Regions from separate parts of the Homo sapiens genome. Here regions 1 and 3 are each linked to region 2. A link is a loop called in an ENCODE intact Hi-C map of the cell type or tissue named here. Cell type or tissue: endothelial cell of umbilical vein. All regions are shown on one strand.

Region 1 (8,000 bases), 81 kb before region 2:
CTATTTTGAGTTAAATATTTCATACAATTATTTTTAAATTTTTTCAATCGTATTGACATACTTAAATCTATAGATTTTCCTCTGAGCAATGCTTATTCTGTAACTTGTGACATGTAGATATTTTCATCATTTTCATAATTTTAGGGTTTTTAAAAATGTTTTACCTTAGATTTAAAATTTCCATATAGAAAGGTCATTTTTTTTGGTGATTCTTTTCAGTTTTATTGCTTTATAGCCAGAGAATAATTTTTATGCTATTTCTGTTTTTGGAACTTATTTTGGCTGTCTTGCTAATCTAATATGTGGTCAATTTTCATGAATGTTTTAGGTGTACTTGAAAAGGAGGCAGGGTTTTTTATTATTGGGATAAAGAGTTTATTTTGCATGTGTAAGATCTACCTTACTGATAATTTTTTTAAAGGTGATCTGTTTGCTTGATTTACTTTGGACTGAGGAAGTTGCCTGTGAATTTGCTTGTTATTGATTTGTCGTTAATCAGCCTTTTTTTTTTTGGTAAATCCTTTGGTTTCTGTTTTGTGAATGTTACTGCCGTGCAATTTTATAAATGTCTTATCTTTTTCGTAAATTTTAGCTTTGACTATTATGTTTTTTTCATTCTCTCTTTAATGCCTTTGAAACTAAATTCTACCTTGTCCGATATGGTTTATTTTTATTTTTGTTTGCCTACCTGGCCATCTTTTTTATTTTTAACCTTTTGAATCAAGTTTAGACATTTATTTTTATACAGTATAGATTTAGGTTTTATTTTTTGCTCCAGGTTTAAATTTTTTTCTCATATAAGCTATAACCACTTGCATTTATTAATTCGTCTTATATATTTGGTCTTAATTCTGTCATCCTACTCAGGATATTCCTTCTTTCTGGAAGAAAAACTTGTTGACAATGCAGGGTTCTGCCATCACTTGGGCACCTCCACTTCTTACTTATCCCTGGCACAAGTCTGGATTCCAACTGGATTATGTTGGTCCTGGATACCTATTACCTCACTTACAAAAAATTCAGATTGTAATTTCCTTATCTCCCACTTATACTGGAATTGTAAGTTGTGTTTATTTTTTATTTTGTTACTCTTTATGGATTTCTAGAGGAGGTATGGGGAGGGTTGGATCTAGGCAGTCACCATCATCTCCTTTATTTTTTTAAATATAGGTAAAATATAGCTGTTTTCACAAAATAAGCTTTATTTTGCAAACATTTCAAGGCATACTTTTGAAAATATAACATATAACATGCTTTAATGTGTTTATTTGCCTGCGTTCTTGTGCTGCCTGCTTTGGATTACTATGACTTCTTCCATATGGAAATGCTGATAGTTTTGACACAAATATTTTTACTTTAAAATTTTAGTTTAAAATAATTTTGTTGTTGTTGGAGTGAAGGCAAGTGCATTGATAATGTATGTTACTATATTGGCACACACTGAAGCAAACTTTAAAAAGAAAAGAAAGGCTGTTTGTAAAAAAAGAAATGCTTGAATTCCCGTTTACTTCATTTTCATTGCCAGCAGTGCTGTACGAATTTTTTTGGTAAGTAGTGGATTTCCTGGCATAGGATATCAGCAAGATTTATGTGAAAACTGCCATAGTATTAATTGATAAACCTGAGATATCTCTGTGCATGCAGTACAGAGCAAACAAGGTAAAAGACTTCTTTGGTGTCTGTTGGGTACAATGAAAACACTGTATTTATTGAGTGTGAGAATAGTATACATGAGAAAGTAGATTTTCTGAAGAGCAGTTGGAGTCTGTTTTTCATCTTCAGGAAATGCTTAGAGATTCTGGTTGAGCTAAGTGAAAAGCATAGATTTTGTCTTTCAGTGATATATTGATGCTAAGAACTCTTATGAAGGGAGACAAAGATAGATTTGTGTTTGTAAGTTAGTGAGTTACTATTCCATGCTATAATATTTCTTAAGGAGGTGAAATAAAATTGGAAGCAATACCACAATATTTCACATTGGTAGTTTCAAGTTTAATTTGTTTCTAATTCTTACTGTGCTATAGTTATCACAGTAGTTAATATGTAATGTTAACTGTATTCTTTTTATTAGAAAATATTAATGTACATATTTATTTGGTTGATACTATTTGCATTTAAGTGAATGAGAATAGTGAATGTATCAATCTTTTTAAGGCAATTTATTTGAAATTAGTTATGAATGTTTTCCATTCTAATTAAACTATGCAATTGTAAAAACAAAAATATAACGTGAAATATTCATACCAGTTTTATTTTATTTTTTAATTTTTATTTTTGTGGGTACATGGTAGGTGTATATATTTATGGGATAATGTGATGTTTTGACATAGGCATGCAATGTGAAATAATCATATCATGGAAAATGGGGTATCTATCCCCTCAAAGATTTATCCTTTGTTTCTACAAACAAATTACAATCTTTTAGTTATATTAAAATGTAAAATTAAGTTATTATTAACTATCATGCTGTTGTGCTATCAGATAGTAGGTCTTATTCATTCATTCTGTTTTTTTTATATATATATACATTAAGCAAGCATCCCCAACTCCTCCCAGCCCCTTACTAACTTTCCCAGCTTCTGGTAACATCCTTCTACTCTCTATTTTATGACCAATTTTAAATAAGAAAATCTTTCATGTTGTCCTTTGTTTGAAATTTCCCATAAGTAAATTTAAGGCAAAATTGGTAAAACTGTGTTTTCTATATGAGATGTGGCAAAAAATATATTGAATGAATGTTGCCACATGATTGTTAAAGTTTATAAAATGGTTCATGGAAAACCTTTAGTCCTTTGAGTCAGTATTTTTCAGTTAGTTTTTAAAGTAAGAATAGCCAAAGCAAATGAAAAATGGGATTTATAACTTAAAATCTAGTTGTCTTTATTTCTCTTATTTTATGTTGAATTTCATTGACTTTCTAGCAGAAAATTTTGAAACTAAATTAATTTTGAATAAATCCATATTTGAAAAAAGTTATTTTTTACATTTTATTTACATAAAAATACAATTAAGTGTTATACAGTAATAGATAGCTTTCTTACCAATAGGTATTTAAGTGCTTTATACAAATTAACTCATTTGCTTTTCACATCACTGGCATGAGTTAGGTACTATTAAATATTTTCGGCTGGGCACAGTGGCTCACGCTTATAATCCTAGCACTTTGGGAGGCTGAAGAGGGAGGATCACTTAAGGCCAGGAGTTCAAGACCAAACTGGGCAACATAGTGGGGCCCTGCCTCTACAATTTTTTTTTATTAGCTAGGTGTATTAGGCCATTTATGCCTTCCTATAAAGAAATACCCAAGACTAGGTAAAAGAAAAGAGGTTTAATTGGCTCATGGTTCTGCAGGCTTTACAGGAAGCATGGTACTGACATCTGCTTGGCTTCTAGAGAGGCCTCAGGAAACTTACAATCATGGCAGGAGGCGAAGCTGGCGCAGGCAAGTTGCAAGCAAAAGCAGGAGCAAGGGAGACAGAATGTGGTGGTGGTGGGGATATTGCCATACACTTTTAAATAACCAGATCTTGTGAGAACTCTATCTCCAAGACAGCACCAAGCCCTGATGGATCCCCCCTACCCCAATCATGATCCAAACACCTCCCAGCAGGCCCCACCTCCAGCATTGAGGATTAGAATTCCACATGAGATCTGGACAGGGACAAATATCCAAACTGTATCACTGAGTATGGTGGCATGCTCCTGCATTCCCAGCTACTCGGGAGGCTGAGTTGAGAGGAACTCATGAGACTGCAGTGAACTGTGATCATGCCACTGCACTCCAGGCTGGGTGATAAAGAGAAACCTTGTCTCAAAAACAAAAAAAAAAATTCTGACCCCACCAGATAAGAAAACTGAGACACAAAGAAGTAAAGTAGATTATCTAAAATTACACAGCTAGTAAATGATAGAGACAGGATTTGAAACTCAGCAGTCTATCTCTAGTGCCTAATTTTTAAATTACCTTATTCTTCTATTCTTCTACTTTTTAAATAAATATACATTTCATAATTAAGATTACTACTATTTTTATACTACATTAAAACTCTTTATGCTGAACAAATGTAATGATTTTGACATTTTTTCAAAATAAATTTATTGAGTACCTATATGTATAAGCGCTTTTTCAGCACTGAAATATTTCTGGGGATGTAGCAATAAACAAAATAAATGATTATCTTGACTTTTTCCACACAAAACAAACGACTCTCTTGACTTTAATATCATAGTGATATACATTTTCTCTATATATATGGAATTGGAATAAGTTATTTCTTTTATTAAATATTGAATAAAAATAAAAATAAATATAATGTTAACATGTAAGAGTAAATGATCATTTTTATATTCTTGTTCATGATGTATCTGTTTCTGTTTAGGAAAACTTTAATCTGAAAAAATATTTCTTTAATTTAAGCAATATATTTGCCAATTTATAAATTTCACATCATATATTCCTAAAAATTATCATGTAAATAGTAGAGATACTAAGAGTTTTTTTCCTTCTTTATTTTCTAGATAATACTGCTTTCTGGAAAATTGCCCACTAGTATTGTAAATATGAAAGATATGGAAATAATTTAACATTTTCACATAGGCTTGATTGCTGTGTCGTGGCTCATAGTGCTTGGAATAATTCTTGCTTTCAAATATTGTCTTTGAATCATTGGGAGGAAAAATAAAGTAAGAACTCTAGACATTTTGCTTATAAGAATCTTTTTCACTATTACCTATTCAGTGATTTTTTTTTTTTTTGGAGTCCACTAGATGGTGCTAGCTTACTTGTTAGTTTTGAAGGGCAACACAATGCTTAGTGTAAAGCTGAAAGGGATCTTAGGTATCTCGCCAGTCTAGGCTGCTTAGTTTACAGATGAAAAAACACCCACATAGTTTTCATCTAACTCATGGCAGAGGTAGGGCTGGGATCCAAGTTTCCTGATTCCTGTTTCAGTATTACTCTTTCTATACAACATGTATAATCCTGAAGTACTTTTGCACTAAAATTAAAAAGTCTCAAGTGCAACTTTGTATATTTGTATGTGTGAATGAAAAACCATCAGACATGGCAATCAGTGAACAGCTGAAGGAGGTTGATCTTCAGTGAAAAACCTCCAGCCTAATTTAACATTTTTAATTTTGCTGTTCCTTACAGAATTTTCTCCCCTGTGGCAGGAATGTTTTATTAGACCATTGGCTCATTTCTGTGGGAAGAATTATTTGAAATAGATATTTGTAGAAAGTATGGCCAAAAGTTAATTTTGCCATGGGCATGAGCCCTTTGAAGAGTAAACACACTTGACTTAAGTTTTATTTTGTGAGATCTAGGAAACTTTAAAAGAGCTGTTAAAAGAATATATTTAACCAGTAAGCTAAACAATATTTAAGCAAGTCTTTATTTGTATTATATTTAAGTCCTTTGAAAAGGCTCTTTAATATTTTTGTGGCTATTGTTTGTTTTATTTTGAATAGGGCAGGGGAAGAAATATTGGATATTTTATCTGGGAAAGAATAATTTTCTTAGAGGTGTTAAGGAATTAATGGTATCCTAAGATAGGACTTGCTATAAGTTTATTTTACTCAGTTGTCAGCCTTTATTTGACATTAAAGAATTTGTAAAATTAGGACAGGCATGGTGGCTTACACCTGTAATCACAGCACATGGTGGCTTACACCTGTATTCACAGCACTTTGGGAGGCCAAGCTGGGCAGATGGCTTGAGCTCACGAGTTGGAGACCAGCCTGGGCAACATAGTGAGACCTCATTTCTACTAAAAATAAAAAAATAAAATAAACAAAAAATAAGCCAGGTGGGCTGGTGCATGCTTGTAGCTCCAGCTACTTGGGAGGCTGAGATGGGAGAATCACTTGAGCTTGGGGGATCAAGGCTGTAGTAAGCCGAGATCACACCAATGCACTCCAACCTGGGCACCAGAACGAGACCCTGTCTCAAAAAAAAAAAAAATTGATTAAAGACAAAGGGTAGCAACTTACTCTAACTTCATTTACATCTAGAACCCGCCCACCCCTTCCATCCAAGTGCATTTATGGAATCGATTACTGTTTAATCAGTTGTGAATAGAGTTTTTGGAATGTATATTAATATTGTTTCTCCTTTAATGTTTGACTCAAAATTCAGCCCTCTCTGAAGCCTTATTTGGTCACCACAAATTTATAGTTTTAAACTCCTTGTTTTATTAAGAATAATTATTGGGAAATAATAATAGCTATCATTTTTAGTAGCTATCTTGTGAAAATCCTGTATAATATTATTTTTAATCCTCATAATGAGGTGAAGTTACCCTCACTCTATAAATAAAAAAGCTAAAGCTCAGAGAAGTTAAGTCACTTGTCTACCTTCAAATAGCTAGTTTGGGAGTAGGCTTGTTTTTTACAACTCAGGACAGCCTACTTCAGAACCTATATATTTTTGTTATGCCACCTGCCTGTTGATTAAGTGTGGTACTGATAATATTAGCAATGACTTCATGATTATTGTAGTTCAATCTTTTTATTCTTATATATTTTTTTACTTTAAATGTTTTTGAGGGCATGCTATTTGGTGCCTGCAAATTTATAACTGTTACATGTTTCTGTTAAATTGACCAGTTTCATCATTTTAAAACGTCTCTTTTCATAGGTAGTAAAGCTTTCTGCTTTAGTCTTCTGTGTCTTATATAATTAAACGAGCTTTATTTTAGATGCAGGACTGTTTTACATTCTCAGAAATTATTGAGGACCTCTCTCAAATAACTTATTTGTATGGGTTATGTCTAGCAATATTGCCAAGTAGTCGAAAAAAAATTTTTTTACGTTTTATTAATTCATTTAGAATTTCAAATAATAAAACTTTTGGATTCACAAAAATTTTATAAATGTTAATTCTGTTTTCTAAACAAAGAGTTATACTGGGAAGAAGGGTGTTGTTACACATTTTTGTAAATCTCTTTAATGTCTGACTTAACACAAGACATCTGGGTTCTCATATTTGCCTCTGCAGTCAATTTGCTATAATATCACAAGTCATGTAGCCTCTGGAAAACTCCACTATACTCTCTTGACCAAATGAGAGTGAAAAACCAAATAGCATTTTGGAATTATTATGAAAGCAGTACTGACTTTACAGAATCTTTAAAAGCATCTCTGGGAGGTCTCTGGACCACACTTTGAGAACCACTAGTTTAGTGTTCACATGATGTATCTTTATCTTTTTTTTTTTTTTTTTTTTTTTGAGATGGAGTCTCACTCTGTCTCGGCTTACTGCAAGCTCCGCCTCCCGGGTTCAAGCAATTCTGTTGCCTCAGCCTCTTGGGTAGATGGGATATTACAGGCGCTCACCACCATGCCCGGCTAATTTTTTGTATTTTTAGTAGAGACGGGGTTTCACCATGTTGGCCAGACTGGTCTCGAACTCCTGACCTTGGGGTCCGCCTGCCTCCACCTCCCAAAGTGCTGGGATTACAGGTGTAAGAGCTGCCACCATGCCCAGCCTCTATCTTTTTACTTAAAATATGTCTACAAATTTTGTTTCCAGTTTGTCTCTTTTTTGTAACACGAAAATTTGTTGATTTTGTTATTGCTTTATCTGGACTGGCTTACAAACTCTAGCTTTGATTTGTAGCCATTAGTCCTTAGCAATTAATTAGTTATATCATTAATTTCATATAATCATTGATGTATTTGAGATTAAACCATCTTACTATTTTTTATTCTGTTCATTCTGCCTGCTTTTTTCTTTTTGCCCTTATTTGGTTTGACTGAGGTTTTAAATTATTTCATTTTTTCCTCTTATATTTACCAGCTACATATTATTTTTCTATTCTTTTAGGTTACTATAGAAAAGATGACTATACCAATGGTAGTATTATTATGTAATAATATAGTATAAACTTTCCATTGCTCTTTATTTTGTCTTTCATCTACAATGTTCCTTCTGCCCAAAGAATATCTATTAGTATTTCCTTTATTGTAGGTCTGCTGGTGATGAATTCTTCAGATATTAT
Region 2 (8,000 bases):
AACATAAATGCTAGGATTTTTTATTTTACTTCACACTTATTTACTTTTTTTGTGAAAAGATTCCTGGAAACTTAAAATGGGATGATACTTCATTTAATTTACCAAGTAATCCAGCTCAAGCATGGTTATGTAATGACAAAGAAAATTTGTCTTCTTCAGAACACACACAATTTAATAGCAGGTAAGCTAAACTATTGTTTTAGAGAATCAACTTGTGAATGACAACAGTATTACATATCATACAAAAGTAGTACAATTATAAAACTAGATGTGAATTTACTTGTTTAGGAAACAGAATATTTAGTGTTAAAAACATCATGGTCATGAAGAGTTTTCAGTGTAAGGAAAATGAATGAAGTAGGTACATTAAAGCAACTACAAAATTTATATGTCAGGGAAACAATGTAATTAATTATTGTAAACAAGTGGATCTTTAAATACTATATAGGTACAGATAATGATTAGACTAAAAATTCCAGTGCTATGTTACTTTTCACAAAGGGATTGAAATATGCTTCAAGTAATTGAAATGTAAACATTTTAAATTAATGGCAGACTTTTATTGCCTTTCAAGATAATGTTTTTTGCTAACTTAGATTTTATTTCCAAGTTTGAGACAACATAAACAGTTTGTAGTTTTAAAAAGTGCTGATATACTTGTGTTGATTCAGTTAAAAGTGGTTTTTTTCTATTGCCAGATCAGAAAATAAAACTTCTTCCTGGACACCTGAATCAAAGACCAGTAGAAAGAGTTTGCTAAAATCTGAAAAAGAAAAAAAAATTTCAGAAGAATGGTATGTAGTCAATTTGACACTAATAAATTAAAAAATTGAGAGATTGCTAAAAGTCCAAGACAGATACTTTTCAAGATTTTAAGAATACCTATATTAGTTTTTTATAAATTGTCCATCCAATTTAGTTTCTTAAATGGGAATTCACATTTATTTTAGTATGCTATAATTCAGATATGCATGTCTATTTTTATATGCATATCTAAATATGATCCGGGTATTTGTTTTACCTTTATTATATTTAATCTTTTAATAGGGGCTTTAAGGATATTTCTACTGCTCAGCAAATGTTGAAGAGGGCACAGAAAATGAAATCGAAGAAACTAAAGAAAAAAATAGGTGAGTAATTAGTGCTCTTTGAATAATAACTGTGTATGGAAAATTGAAGATAACTTCTTTAAAATATATTTTATAAATTATGTTTAATAAGAACAGTAATCAATTCACAGATGACTATGTCTAAGATACTCTGAAAAAAAATAAAACTTAAGAGAAAATTATGCTATGCCATTGAATGATTTATACTCTTAAACACTATTTTTACTTTTTCGGCTCTTTCTTATATACTTTGCTATTGATTGTTCTAGCTATTGTGTACTGAGAATTATAAGTTGTTTTAAAACTGGTTCATTTTGGCAAATGTTGACTCTAAAGAGTATCTGTTTCACTCCTTAGTCTTTTGCGTGCTTTTAAATTGCTTGATTATTCAATAAATTGTATAAATTTATCAGTTCAGTGGATTTTAGCTATGAAGACTTCACAACTTAGAATCTTGGAAAAGCAAAGTTTATATATTTTATGATTTTGTAGGACTTGCGAAATGTTCTAAAGCATCTTTTATTCTATCCCACTTACAAGGCTACTCTTTAAATCATTTGTTTTTCTTTGGATACCTCTAATCATTTTAGTGTAATTACTTAATATATGGAGTCAGAGAAGAAATATCAGGATATTATGATATCTTTAATTAAAACTATTTAAAATAATTGCATGTAACTTTATATATAACTGTAAATATTTACTCATATAAATATAAGAACATGTATTTCTTTTGTACATCAGTTTTGTTTTCTAAAGTTCTTACTGTTAGTAAAAAGTTTCCAAAAAAGACCAGTTACTCATGAGCAGTGCAATAAATGTATACTTTTCCTATAGATCTAGCTTATGTAATCATATGAAAAAATATTTCATAAAACTATTTTTATCTTTTTCTATTAATTATATTTTAATTATAATTCAGTAAATTCTAAGAACCAGATATAAATATAACATTTTAAAACAAGTAAATGTTGCAAAAGTGCTTTTGATTTTCAAGGAATAACTGATATTTATTGGCACATCACTGACTAGCCATTGATAAGTTACTGGTGATTCATTTTTATATTCTGAAGTGTTCAACTTGCATACCTTATTGTTATGTTAGTGATATCTTAATTTTTTTACTTTTTTGTGATAACATTTTTATTGAGTAGTAAATTTTTTCAGGTTTAAAACATTAACATTTCAAGCATTTTTAAAGAAAATATAAACACCTTGCTTTTTAATTTGTTTGTACCTCCTGCACTCTCATTTTGTAAGCTCCTATTAAGTTCATCAGGCTTCTCTGAACTGAATGCTATGTGGTGGTTACCCAGTGAAATAGTAACTCCAGACTCTTAACGATAGTGAGATTCTCTTTCAGTTCTCTAGATATAGAATCTAGTAGTGTAAATCTGGTAGTGTAATAAACTCTATTATTGCTTTGATGTCTATTTCTACCCATCTTCAGCAGTATCAAAAACATTCTTTAAACAACTGTTTTGAGAATAATAACAATTTCTGAAACTCCTGGGGCAAGTTCAAATATCAGAGGTGGTTTAAGAACTGATTCAGCCAATATTCAACAAATAATTATGACATAGTTGTATTCAAGGAATTTTGCTAGGCCCACTTTTAAAAGTATTTGTAATGTTTGCAATAAATAGCCTCCAGTAGTGAAAGCAGAGGAAAAGCTTAGCTTGTCAGACTTCCCATATGATTCCGTCTCTGGGAAATATATAGGTCTTTCTTGCCAACTCTTGTAATTGAGGGTTTTGTTGGGGGTGAGAACATTTTTTATAAAGCAGCATAGCAAGTGTTTTAGCAGAGGATTCAGTAAGGAATATATGCTAGTACATAAAAATCATTGCTTTAATGGCCACGACTAGAGATAATTATCAGGCAAAAATTAAACCTCTTTTATCAGTCACAAGGGGGCATGACAGGGTAACAAATGAAAGAAAGTAACCAGACATCCAGCTTAATGACCACATCTTTAACTTAACATTTTGGGTTAGGTTAAAATCCTAAATGGCAATTGTATAATATTTATGGGGACTGTTACTCCAATAACATGATTATAATCCAAATTGCATTCTTATTACCGTGTAAGGTTTTGTATCTCTATGTATCACTTTTGTTTTGCTTTTTTTATCAATATATTAGAATAATGAAACAAAACATTTTATGTTTAAAACATGAACGCTGAAATGTAAAATTTAGTGATAAGTTTTATACTCTTCTCACTTTTTTCATTCTATTTTTCATTCACAACAGATATACAGATTAGAAACATTAAAGAGAGGATTAATGGTGAAAAGCATGAAAAAGAAAATCTGAGAGATATTTTCTAATCATCACATTTTGTCTATCTTCTGTTCAGTTGATGATGTAGAACTTATTTCATTTTGTATCTGTGAGCAAATTATTTAAGATTCTGTGCCTCAGGTTTTCTTCTTATAGAATAAAAAATGTTCAGTACTTTTTCCAGTTTTATAATTCAATCGATCTGTGATATACCATTAACTTACTTGCATCTGTCTCAAATAATGACCATAATTTAAATTTTTACTCACTAATGAGTTAAAACAATGTTTTAAATATCTAAATTTGGTTAAACACTGAAAGATTTACTAGCAGTTTTTAAATATACTTGGAGATACATATCTTACATAGACAACTTGCCAACTTGAAATTTTTAAGCCACTAGAGAGCAACATCGTCTATAAAACTGCTGCGAGACTAACTAGATCTACGGGAGTGGGGAGCATGGCAGGAGGGGTGTCAGAGAATACAAACAATTAATTAATGTAATAAATTATGGCCTACAATCTAACAAAGTAGTAATCCTCAAGGAAATGGAGCACAATTGCAAGAAGTATGGTAGCTTTAATTCAAATTTCTGCCACAGAAAACCTTAGAGCGCTCAGTAGCAAGCACTTCATATTTTCTGTTTGTATTTTGTACATGTTTTTATCAGTCAAGGGATATGAGTCAATAATATTTTATTTATTTAAGATGAAAATGAAAATACAGCAAAAAGCAGAGGGTCAATTAATTTAAGAAAGTAGAATGTAATGGAATCAGTTGCAGAGAGAGGGAAGAATATGAGGAAGCTCATTTATGAAGAGGCAACAAACTGAGCGAGGAAAGATGTGGTATGGGCAGCTACTAGGGGAGACTTAGTATCGATGACTTCTATTGGTAGAAGTGAGACCATCTGATTAAAAGAGGAGGAGGGTGGAGAAGGAAGAGGAGGAATTGATTGAAAGCTACACGGTAAAATCTAAAATTGTGAGGAGTTATCATTACTTATACAGTTTATGTTTGGGTTATAGTGGTTGTTTTTCCTAGTGAGTAATTGCTTTTAACCTCTTGATTGGCATAAGCTTGAACCAATAATGACTGGTCTTGTATTTCTGGGTTTTATTTGTTTGTTTGTTTGTATTTATTGTTGCTTCATACACAGAAGCAGTTTCAGAATTTGGTGATCTGTGTTGAAATTTAGCAGATATCCAGGGAAGTTTAGAATTCAGTAGTGCAGTGAAGAAGATCCTGTGTAAGGTGAGAGTTACTGGTTTATTGAAAACATGCAGGGTCAATAATCTCACAACACTGAGTGTAATTGGTAGCAAGACTGAGATGAGGTGGATGCAGAAAGGGAGTGGGTGTTTGGTTTTGATGTGGAGCACTCCTCAGAGTGCTCAGAGAGAATGGGGTCTGAGTATAGGGATTTTGGTGGAGATTAGCTGGTAAGAGGTTTAAGGAACATAGTACGAAGACCTAACATGGATTTTTTGCCAGGAATTAAGCCAGCATTAAAAAAAGGCTAATTTTTTATGTCAAGTAAACAACTCATGGGCTATAGCAAAGCCATCAGATTGCAGAATGATAATAAATGTAACTAAAGAATGTTAAGGGGGAGGGACCAGCAGGGAATAGTATAGACAAAACTCTACCAAAATGAAGTTTATTCAAGATTTATTTTGTTTACCACATCAATTTTCAGAAAGATTTTACAAGAATTTTGATCAGATGTTACTGTGTTATGCTCTCAACCACAAAAAATTAATAATAAAATTCATCTGAATAGTAAAATCCTTGAGGGCTGAAACACTCTTGACATCTCAGACCTACTACCACCATGCCTAGCACCTGGTAGATATCCAATGAATGTCAATTGACTAAAAAAAAAAAACTAGATAAAAGTCACTAATATACATTTTACAGTATGTGTGTGCATTTTAGTCATGTAAATATATGCTTATATTTGGGAAAATTTAAATTAGTAAATAGTACTCCTTTTAAGATTATGAAATATTGCTAGTTATTCAAGCTTATTTTACAGCACTGCTATACACCTTATTTTACACCTGCAAAAAATGGGTAATAATAACCAGATTTGTATGTAAGAAGAAAAATACTAAAATAAAACAATGAGATAAATTAGAATTATAGAAGTTGAAAAGGGATTGTACAAGGAATTTAATAATATGGATACTCTAATGCTTAACTAAAATTATATTATTTAAATGAAATAATAAACTGTTAAGTATAGAGATGCATGCATAATAGGGACATGGTTACTTACCTAGGGGTTTCTTGAAACATTTTTGAACATCTATTTAATACCTATTTCCCCAACACTGGGCAAGTCATTGCTGGGAGATAAAAAGATTTATGTTTATAAGGCAACTTACACCTGCTGTTGATTACCACAGAGGAGTAGACTTAAGTGTACAAAACTGACTTTATAATGAATAAAAACGTGTAACAAACTATACTGTTTACAATTACCTTATCCCTTGGCTTTTTTTTTAACTGGGTTGTGTTTTTATTTATTTATTCATTTTTTTATTGAGGTAAGAATACTGCATTATTACCAGTGGTATTTTCAGGGACTATCAAAATCAAGTGATTTTTTTTCTATCTAAAAGTACTATGTTTCTTACTTCTTATAATTATCCCTTTGCAATTTGAATTAATTCAAGATTAAATCAATTTATGCTGATGCAATCAGAATGACTGATAATGTAGCACTATTGCTCTTGGAGAATAAAATTATTTTGAGTAACTTTAGCTAGATAACCTTTCTAAATATTTTGTACATATTAAATTATTTGACCTTGATAATAGTATGAGGAAAGTATGATTGTTTTATTATTTGGCCAAAGAAATGCCAAAGAACTTATAAAATATCCATAGCTTCTGTTCAGTGCACTGTGTTAAATGAAATGGAGCCAATTATGGTTCTATGTATTTTTATATATTGCAGTAAATTTTATGAAGAATGTAAGTTTTTTTTCTAAGAATATAAACTGGAAATGTTTCATTGTTGATGTCATAATTATGTCTGTGGTTGAGAACCTACACAAATGTGTGCATGGGACTGATTTTTTTTACACAAATGATCTCATTAATTTGTACAGTACTACTAGTACTTCAAAAACAATATTACTTCTGTTGGACAGAGGAAGAGACAGAAGGTGAGAACAGTTTTTCCGGAGTCATACAACTAGTAAAATTTGGCACTAGGATCTAACCCAGGTCTGCTGAATTGTTTGTGATGTTGTCAGAAAATACATAGATCAAATAAAAAGGCAAGAAGAGCAAGAGAGTAGAGAGATGGTTATAAGACACCGAACAGTTTGCAAGCCCATGGTAATGTCTTTCCTCATTGACTAATTGTTCTTTGACATGTCATTTTTTTTTGTAAATGACTTAGATGATATATAATACTTATTTTATGAAATATATATACACAGATTTTATTATTCTTACTGATAGTTCATATTGAATTCATAAGAAACATTTAATAACACCTGAGATTACATATATTAATACTTATGAAATGTACCTAAACATTGTCCAACATTTTCCCTAATCTTGAGAAATACAATCATTGTGAAAAATGTAAATCATACTTAGTAAAGATGAATTATTACTAGAAGACTAATGGAAATTGTCAGGTTGCTCATGCTGGAGAATAGCTATGCAAATACTATTTATTTTTGCTACTTTAGCATTTAATTAAAATATGTAATTTGGTATTTACAACATTAAAAATCTTGTTTCTTAATTTGATATGTATAGTCTGCATTCACAATCTATTTTTTGTAATATTAATAGATCTTGAATATTCTTGTCTTTGAATATATGGAGAAAATTTATACATCTTTGTTATCTGAAAATACATTAGGGCAAAGAAAAACCACTATTTTAGGTGTTAAATTAATGAAATAACCTTTTCCTACCTGTTTCTTATTCCATTAGTTGTCTTGCTTCCATCTTTTGTATCCCATCTCCCCACAGTTTAGATGGAAAAGTAGAGTATTTCTGTTCTTTAAGTATTGGCTATTTGTTTAATCAGATAACCAATAATACGTACATGGTTGGCTACCTTTCCATGTTATGAAGCTTAATATAACATCATCATCAATTTCATAGAGCTTTATAAAGTGGATTTTTTTTTTACTACCACCATATAAGAAATATGTGGACATTTAGAGAAGGAATTAACCAAAGATGAACTCTGCTCCTTTCTTATTCGTTTTGTTTAGATTCCACTGTGCGTCTAGCCTTATTCAAAAACAATGAAAATAAAGTGTCTCTTCCAAAATCACCAAAGATGGTACAGCCCAGAAGAGATGGTTACTTTGAAGGTATGGCTTAATAACAGATACATAGAGAGGTAAAAAGATAAAGAAAGATTAAAAGAATTATATTTACAATAAATTTTTAATTCTTAATCATAAAGTATATATATAAAGAATTATGTATAACATATACTTGAATAACTCAAAATATGGCTCTTAAAGCTGAAGTGCTAATTTAGTGTGCTGAAATATTGATATAGTCATTGAAAATTTGTATCAATGTTTACATAAATTTTAATTTTTTTATTTATATATG
Region 3 (8,000 bases), 120 kb after region 2:
CTTTTAGAAATTATTGAATTATTATTGTTTTGATTAGTATTATTTTCAATGTATTATTAATGCCCCTATCTCTAGAGCTGTGTCATAACCATAAACTCCATCTCAACCTCTCAAAATTCATGTAATGCAGCTGTTGGCAACCAAATACCCAGCTTCTTGCCAAAAACTGCAGATTAAACATTCGTTATGGGAGTTTGCCATTAGCTGTTTCCTCTGTTATGGGCACATGTGGTTACATGTCACAAAACACACGGGATTCTGTGTAGTATATTTGAGTTTCCAGGGAGCTCCAGGGATATTATGTTGGTTTGGTGACACCTTACACCCCACCCCTTCAACCATTACCATCAAAAGTGAGTTTTGGTAATGGGGCAGAAACGGGTTTACTAGACAGCTCTTGTCCTTGGCTACGCTGTACTTTTCTCTATGAGTTGGACCTTTATTGGCATACAAGTATCCTAGAACTTGTATCACATGTCTTTCATTTAAAAGACACGTAATGTTTTTCCGGAAATTTAGGGCTTTTAAGACATATATTTATAAACAAGCTGACAGAGCTCTACAAGATAACTTGGTTGATAACTAGTTTGTATATTTCCTCAAGTCAGCAATAGGTGTTGTTGTTGCTGCTGTGAATTTTTGTAAAACATATTAAACGACCATTTTCTTATCTTTCCCGTGTTTAGTAGAGAAAGTCAGACTTTCAGGATACCTGAAAATAAGAAGGTACCGAAGGGGATAGGAAAGAATCGAAAATGGCTAACCCAACAGGAGTGAGTGAATAACGCAACACTCAACGTTTCCACAAGGCTGCCCGGGGGCCCGCTGGAAAGTGTCCAAAGAACGCAGAGCTGAGGCTACTGCTCACGCAAGGTCGGGATGCTACAGGACACTTTAAGAAGAGCGTTTCAATGGCTTCTTCCGACACCTCACTCTCTCCCCCTGGGCCTGACCTCAGAATGCCAGGTTGTCTGGTTTGGAGTTCCTGCGGCCCGACGCAGCCTGGCTTCCTGCTGAAGCTCAGTCCCTAGTGCTTTTCTTTGACCTTGCTCCCCTGAAATTTAACAATCTGCAGTTGGTTCTTGCAGCACTGCTCTGGAGAGAGTAATAATAATACAGCAGAAGCTAGTTAGTCCCAGGAATAGTGTCCACTTGCCTGAATCTGAGTGCGCGCTCAAGGCCACACTGAGCGCTGCGCCATGTGAACTAAGCTTGTGCGCCTCCTTGGGAGAACAGTCTGGGTTGGACTTTGGCCGGGCGAGCAAGGCTGCTGCTGCCAGCTGATCTGCTCGGGATCCGCCGGTCGGATCTGGGTGCTTAAGGCCGACCCTGCCTTTCGCGCAACGCTAAGGAGCAGCTCCGGGGTGCACAGCCCTCCCTGATTGTTACTCTCTGGCTGAGGCCTGGTCAGGTCTCGAAGAAGGTCTCACCAAAGAGGCGTGGGTCAGCTAAGACCCCCGCAGAAGGTGGAAACTCTCAAACCCATCAGCATGCCCACCACAGCTGGGCTTGGCCTCACCATCCTCAGAGTCCGGGCTGCTCGGCCTGCCCGAGGCCTCACCATAATTGCCAGACTTGTCTGGGGAAACGCGACGGCCGCTGTGAGTGCCAGTGTTGACAAAGGCTGTGTCAGGACGTCTAAGCAGAGGCCTACCTGGACCAAAACCTGTCTGGCTTATTTTCACCAAATTTGCTAGCTTAGGGTGCCTGACGCAAATGCGATTTTGTGCCCAGGGCACCGAACGCATTTCCCCCAAGCGCCGCGGGCTCCTAGGAAGCCAAGAGTCGTGCCAAAAGTCACACAGAAGGGCTTTCAACCTAGCAGTGCTGTCCTGCCTGCCCTACCATCCCCTCTGGTGGAAATGGAGGCCTTGGACCTGTCCGCGCCCAGGACGCCGCGCCGCGAGTGCCCGCAGCTCCGCGCGCTCACCACTCACTCCCAGAGCGCTTTTCGGAGTAACTCCACAGCAACTCTTTAAAATTAAAAGTAATTTCTGTAAAAATATGCAGACATTCCTCTTCTTCATAAACCCCTATTTGTAACAATCCTCACTTTGGCATTAGAGTAAAAGCCTTTCAAAGGCACTGATCCTAACGGGTTTTCTTAAAATAATTTGGGTCTAATGATAAAATCGTGGACCAAAGGGAAGGGTGGCGAAGAGGGTGTAGGGAATTGGTTGGCATTAGTATAATGGCTTCATTGCCTCTTGCTCGGCTTCTCTCTCCCACCCATCGCCACCGCGTCCACACTCCGCCGCATTCCAGAGAAAAAGAAAAGGCCACGGCCTCGTAAAGCTCCCAGCTGGCCCGGACCCCGAGCTCCTCCCGGTTAGAAGCCGAAGCGGCCCCTCTACTACGGCGGCTGCGATTAACAGTTGCCAATGCATCTGGTTCCTTGGGCTTCGGATTAATGTGAATCTTCCACGTAAACGATTTACGGATGAAATAAAAGCCTTTTAGAGCAATATTTCCTTTCAAGTTCTTAAGACGCCTCTAAATCTTTCTGGTAGTGAGTGGCCGGCATGGGGGCGGGGTGGGGACGGGTGGCTCAGGAAGGCGCAGGCAGTAGGGAGTGGAGGTTTAACTGCTTTGCGATCTCACCAAGATCTTCCGAAATGCCAGTCCACTGTCACGGCGGCAATGAATCTGGGTGTCAGGGGCTCGTCTCTCCTGGCATTTGTCTGAAATGGAGCTGTCTGTCTGTCTATCCTAGGCCTGGACGCCCTCTGCCCGGGTAAGTGGGGAAAATGGGGGTGGGGTAGGGGCGGAGGGGGACCTGGGGTGGAGTTAGTCGCCCGCCTATTTTCATATTCATTAGAACTGGGAGGCTGCCCGAGGAGGCCAGCTGAGTTTCAAGATATAAAAGCAACTTCGGGTGCTCCTTTTCCAGCCGGGACGTATTAAAGGGACCGGAGCGGGGCAGTTCCCGACGCCGCAGCGCTCGCTTTCCCTTCCCTCCTCTCTGGCCCTCCCTCCTCCCACCCACTGGCTCCCTCCCCCAGCGCTCTCCAGTTTCTGTGCCCCAGGAGCTACGCGACAGTCTTCCAGGATTATGGAGTTTCTGAGCGAGAAGTTTGCCCTCAAGAGCCCTCCGAGTAAAAACAGTGACTTTTACATGGGCGCAGGAGGTCCTCTGGAGCACGTTATGGAGACGCTGGACAATGAGTCCTTTTACAGCAAAGCGTCTGCAGGCAAATGCGTGCAGGCCTTCGGACCCCTGCCCCGCGCCGAGCATCACGTGCGCTTGGAGAGGACCTCGCCCTGTCAGGACAGCAGCGGTGAGTCGCTAGCGCCCCAGCCGGAGCCGCCGCAGCCCTTCCGCAATCGAAAATGCAGGATCGGTCTGATCAGGCAGGGAGGGAGAAAGGAGAAAAGTGGGAGCGAGGGACCTGGAAGGTGGAGGAAGGTAGTGGAAGGTGCTCGCTTTATGAAGCGGTGTTACTGCTGCTGCAGCCTTTGGGGGCGGAGGGCGGAGGGAGGGAGAGATCCAGCACCGGGTTGCCTCTGAGCGATTCTCCTTTCGCTGTAGGGTCTGGTCGCCTACGGATCCCTGAGTCCTTCTGTAATATTGGTTCCTGGAGTAAACTGATAGGGCGCTAAATAGAGCGTAATTGAGTCAAGACAGAACGCTTCCTCTGCGAGCCCGCCTTGCAGTCCGGGCGGTAGGAACTGAAATCGATCACAGCTCGTTAGAGTACGTCACTGTCGTCACGAGTAGGGAAAAAAAAACCGGAAAACAAAAACAAAAAACAAAAAACCCTTTGAGCTCCTTTAGGTAAAGATAAATCTTTTTAATTTTCCAAGACGTGGCGATATATTTTCAAAGTTTGAGGATCCCTAGATTTCTAGCGTGTGTGAATTTGTAATTTCTGCTTTTTTTTGCGTTTGCAATACAACACGCGTTGAATGTTTGTTAAACACTAAAGCACACTAAATAGCTTCGGGCAAACCATCCCCGGCCTAATCACTCATTCCCAGATTCTACGTTTTGTATTTTTATGACTTCACATTAAAAGTCACCTAAGGAGTCTTTGGAATGCTTCTGGGTGAAATCTTCAACTTTGAATGCCCAAGTATCTCCAAGTCAAAATGTTATCAAAACAAACCATCTATCTTTTCTATCTTGTAACCTAATACTAACCTATTATTTCAGATCGCGACAGCTAAAGCACGTTTACAATTCCAAGAGAACTTCTCCTTATCATTGTATATATTCCACAGTTAAGCTATAAGGGGCGGGTTGCTTTAAAATAACAAACGAATTAAGTGTGAAATATTTACAACAAGCCCCCTGCCCCCTATTTTATAGAAATTCAAAATCTGACAAAACACTGGCCTGTAGAAGCTCATTTTCTAAATATTTTGAACACAAGTTTTTTTCTTTTATTAATCTCATATTTAACTAATTTTATTTAACGTTGCAAGTAACTTTTGACTAAGGGTAAATCAAAAATAAAGGTGCAAATGATAGAGAAAATAATCAGCTAAGTCGTTTCAGTCATTTATTTAGAAAGATTCGAGCGTATACTTTTTGTTATTCTTACACTGAGTTGTTGGTTTTCTGGCTGCGTTTCAGACCTGGTATCTGTATTTGTGGAATTCTTAGGTGCATGCCTAACGTTATTTGAATTGACAGGTCTTTCTTTAATGATTCTGCAATGTCTTGTATTGACTCTGGATGGACTTGATCATAATATTTTATTTTGAATAGTCGAGAATCCAAAATAAGAGACATAATTGATGCGTTATCAACTTTTAAACAAATATCACACTATTAAGATGAATTATAACAAAGAAGTGTTAAGGAAGATGAACATAGGCAGTCATCCGCTTAATTTAGGAGAGATCCTGTCTTTCTCTTGAGATGCCCTTAGCCTCTCTGATGCTTCCCCTCCCCCATCCCTAATTGCTGCAGTTCCCCCTTTAATTTTGCCCAAGGAGATAGAACCGTTTGTTAATCAGTCATGGCTCTTCTTTATATTTGGTTTAACATCACATCTTCGTTTGCATGAAAACCGTTAATTTAAAAAATTTGTTATATATATATATAGACAAATTATAGTTGTATATATTTATGGGGTACAAAGTAATGTTAAGTTTTTTTAATGCAATGTGGAATGATTAAATTACGTTAATTGGCCATCACCTCAAATATTTGACATTTTTTATTATGAGAACATTTTTGAGAGTTACTCCGTTAGTGACATTGAAATGCACAGTACTCAATTATTAGCTATTGAAGTTATATGCGCATTAAACTTGAATATATTTGTATAATGATGAAAAGAGTTGTAAAAATACATTATGGGGGTAATTTTAAAAAAAGAAACAAATGAAAAAAGTATGATCATCTATTGGAAATTATTATTCTGGCTGGTTTGACTTTACTTTTTAAAAAGTGCTTCCCATTTCACTATGTGCATCCATTGCATTTGTGGGTGTTTGGCATTATATGATATATCTTTGTTTTATATCACACTGCAAGCATGCAATCAAATCTGAAGAAAATTACTGAAATTAAACATCCCTTAACAGAATGCCAGATGTCATGCTCTGTAATGTTTTAATAGCTGTTTTAATTTCTGTGTTTCAGCAGAGAAAATAGAAAAGTTTTCAATCCCAAAACTTATCTAACTAGCTAAGCAGAAATATGAAATGTTTTAAAAAGAACTGCGTAAGTTTTTAGGTAAAAAAAAAAAATGCTGCTTAAATCTAATTTCCGATAGAAAGCGTATTCAAAATTTGGCATGAAATTTATTTTGTCAATTTAGTAGATTATTTTTGAAGAAAAAGTGTAAATGCAGACATGGATATAAAGTTGAAATATTCAAAATTTAGTGGAAATAATGTCACATCTGAAATCTATCATCAGTACGTTTTACGTGGAGGAGGATAATAACTTTCAGATATTAGTACAGAGGTATTATTTAAGATTAAAATATATTTTCTGAGCCACATTAGTAGCTTGGTTTTATCTGCTGTGAATAAAACACATGACATTAAATTTGCTTCAGTTTTCAAAAATCATGGACACTTAAAGTTTCTTTCATGAAACACCCAGATCATCTTTTAATTCGAGTACATGAATTTAAGTAAAAAACATGTGCATAAACTTATAAATCCTGTAAAATAGAACTGCGGATTTTGGCAGATCATAGCAGTTGCATGAACACATTTTAAAATGGTATTTAAACCTGTCCTACAATGAATTAAGTATAGAAATGTGGTAATTGAATTAATACTAGCACAATAAATTATTAATAGGCCAATTTCTTGATACTCTCAATTACTTCTACTTATTGATTTAATTGAGATGAGTTTCACAATCCTGAGAACTGTTGTTTTTCCTCCTCTGGGTACAGTGAACTATGGGATCACTAAAGTAGAAGGACAGCCCCTTCACACCGAACTGAATAGAGCTATGGACAACTGTAACAGTCTCCGAATGTCTCCCGTGAAAGGGATGCAAGAGAAGGGAGAGCTGGATGAACTTGGGGATAAATGTGATAGCAATGTATCCAGCAGTAAGAAACGGAGGCACCGAACCACCTTCACCAGTTTGCAGCTAGAGGAGCTGGAGAAAGTCTTTCAGAAAACTCATTACCCGGATGTGTATGTCAGAGAACAGCTTGCTCTGAGGACAGAGCTCACTGAGGCCAGGGTCCAGGTAGGAGCCAAAAAGAGGCCTTGATGGATGGGATAGGAAAATAAATGGTGTTAGAATAATTGAATAAGTGCATTTTGCCACAAAGAAACAAACTGATTCCCTAGCTGAAGATGAGAAACGGAGTAATATATATGAATATATGTCTACTAAAATTATTTTTTAATTGCAAAAATTTTGACAACTCACGCAATATGTAAAACAAAAGAACACAAGTTATTACAGAGACATAAAAATTAACAATCATTCAAACATAACAATATGATAATATATCTCTGATTTTCAAAAGCAGTTTTTAAAGGATGAAAAGCAGAATCATGACTATTTAGTAATTGGTATATTTATTTGTTTTTTTTTTTTCGGTTTTATTAGCCACTAAGGTTCTTTTTTAGATTATATATCAGGTATTTGTAAATTATTTGTATAATAGCCCATACATCTAGAAATTTCTAGATTTGGAGGCATAATAAAAAAAAAAACAATCCCACAAATTCCCAATTGTTATGTATACCATGGAATGTTTTCACTATGGATAATTAAAAACAAGATCAAATAGTGCTCATTTACAATTTTATAGTCCTAGTAGTTGTCAACATGTAAATATTCCATTATAATGGTTAAAGTCTAGATAAATCATATGAATTTTGCATAGGCAATAAAAATAATGGCTTTAAAGTAAATTTTTGTGTATACTCAATTATGTTTATAAGATATATTCTAGTTATTAAATTGGATGATCCAATATGCTTAATTTTTAAAAATAATTTGAGAAAGAAAAATCATACCAGGTAAAATTTTACCTCTTAGGAGTACTTTATTTTGACTACATTTGATATTCTTAAACTATATTTTACTAGTTTCCAAGTAGTAAGAGTTTAAAATGCAACAATAATTCAGGATAATGGCCTTGGTCTTTGTGTGTGTTCTGACTCCTCTACAAAAGTATTGATTTTTGCAATTCCCATAAACTGCTAAAATGGGGGAATGAATAAAATAGTGAAAATTTTTGTTCTAAATCGAGTAACGGTATTTCTTCTTAAAATTGTAAGGCTCTTACATCATTAGAGACAACATCTGGTGGCACACGGATAACAAGCAGCAGATTTTTACTTGAGTTTGTGGAAGCAAATGGTTACTTTATCTTGGTTCAGGAAGTAAATATGTAGAAAGTTCATGCTAACAAAGAATTTTAGAATTGTCGAGTATTAACACCCGCTGTGTAAGTTTGAGATTTTTGTCTTTGTCTATATTTAAATTAGTTATACTTGTAACCATAAACAAATATGTTTGCACACAGAGTGACCAACTGTACATAATGCATCTTTTCCCCTTAACA

What was found. Hi-C counts contacts between places; a loop is a spot of excess contacts. Peaks named below come from ENCODE experiments on the same cell type or tissue, not always from the same donor. Only the 100,000 strongest peaks of a DNase experiment are listed, where the experiment ranks them.
Region 1: it touches region 2 in a loop (5-fold over the local background); 6 of 110 quality-filtered maps call a loop at or near these places.
Region 3: it touches region 2 in a loop (4-fold over the local background); 3 of 110 quality-filtered maps call a loop at or near these places.

The regions. Positions count from the first base shown.
Region 1 is chr12:85,072,040-85,080,039 of GRCh38, forward strand. LRRIQ1 (leucine rich repeats and IQ motif containing 1) reads left to right here. Exons shown (of 27, transcript NM_001079910.2): 11 at 868-1,059. Among named protein-coding and RNA genes, the nearest start is that of LRRIQ1, 40 kb to the left of the region's middle. In endothelial cell of umbilical vein, a CTCF peak has its summit at 4,791 (motif pointing right); a DNase peak (open chromatin) is centred at 4,872.
Region 2 is chr12:85,152,965-85,160,964 of GRCh38, forward strand. LRRIQ1 (leucine rich repeats and IQ motif containing 1) reads left to right here. Exons shown (of 27, transcript NM_001079910.2): 21 at 60-181; 22 at 699-794; 23 at 1,048-1,130; 24 at 7,649-7,750. Among named protein-coding and RNA genes, the nearest start is that of LRRIQ1, 120 kb to the left of the region's middle. In endothelial cell of umbilical vein, no CTCF peak of the experiment used is centred here; DNase peaks (open chromatin) are centred at 3,027 and 3,827.
Region 3 is chr12:85,277,210-85,285,209 of GRCh38, forward strand. ALX1 (ALX homeobox 1) reads left to right here and starts at 3,011. Exons shown (of 4, transcript NM_006982.3): 1 at 3,011-3,278; 2 at 6,363-6,667. The coding sequence starts at 3,053. RefSeq lists a silencer at 3,102-3,396. In endothelial cell of umbilical vein, no CTCF peak of the experiment used is centred here; DNase peaks (open chromatin) are centred at 3,042, 3,332, 3,562, 3,902 and 1 weaker place; H3K4me3 peaks cover 2,720 bases; H3K27ac peaks cover 1,855 bases; H3K27me3 peaks cover 1,535 bases.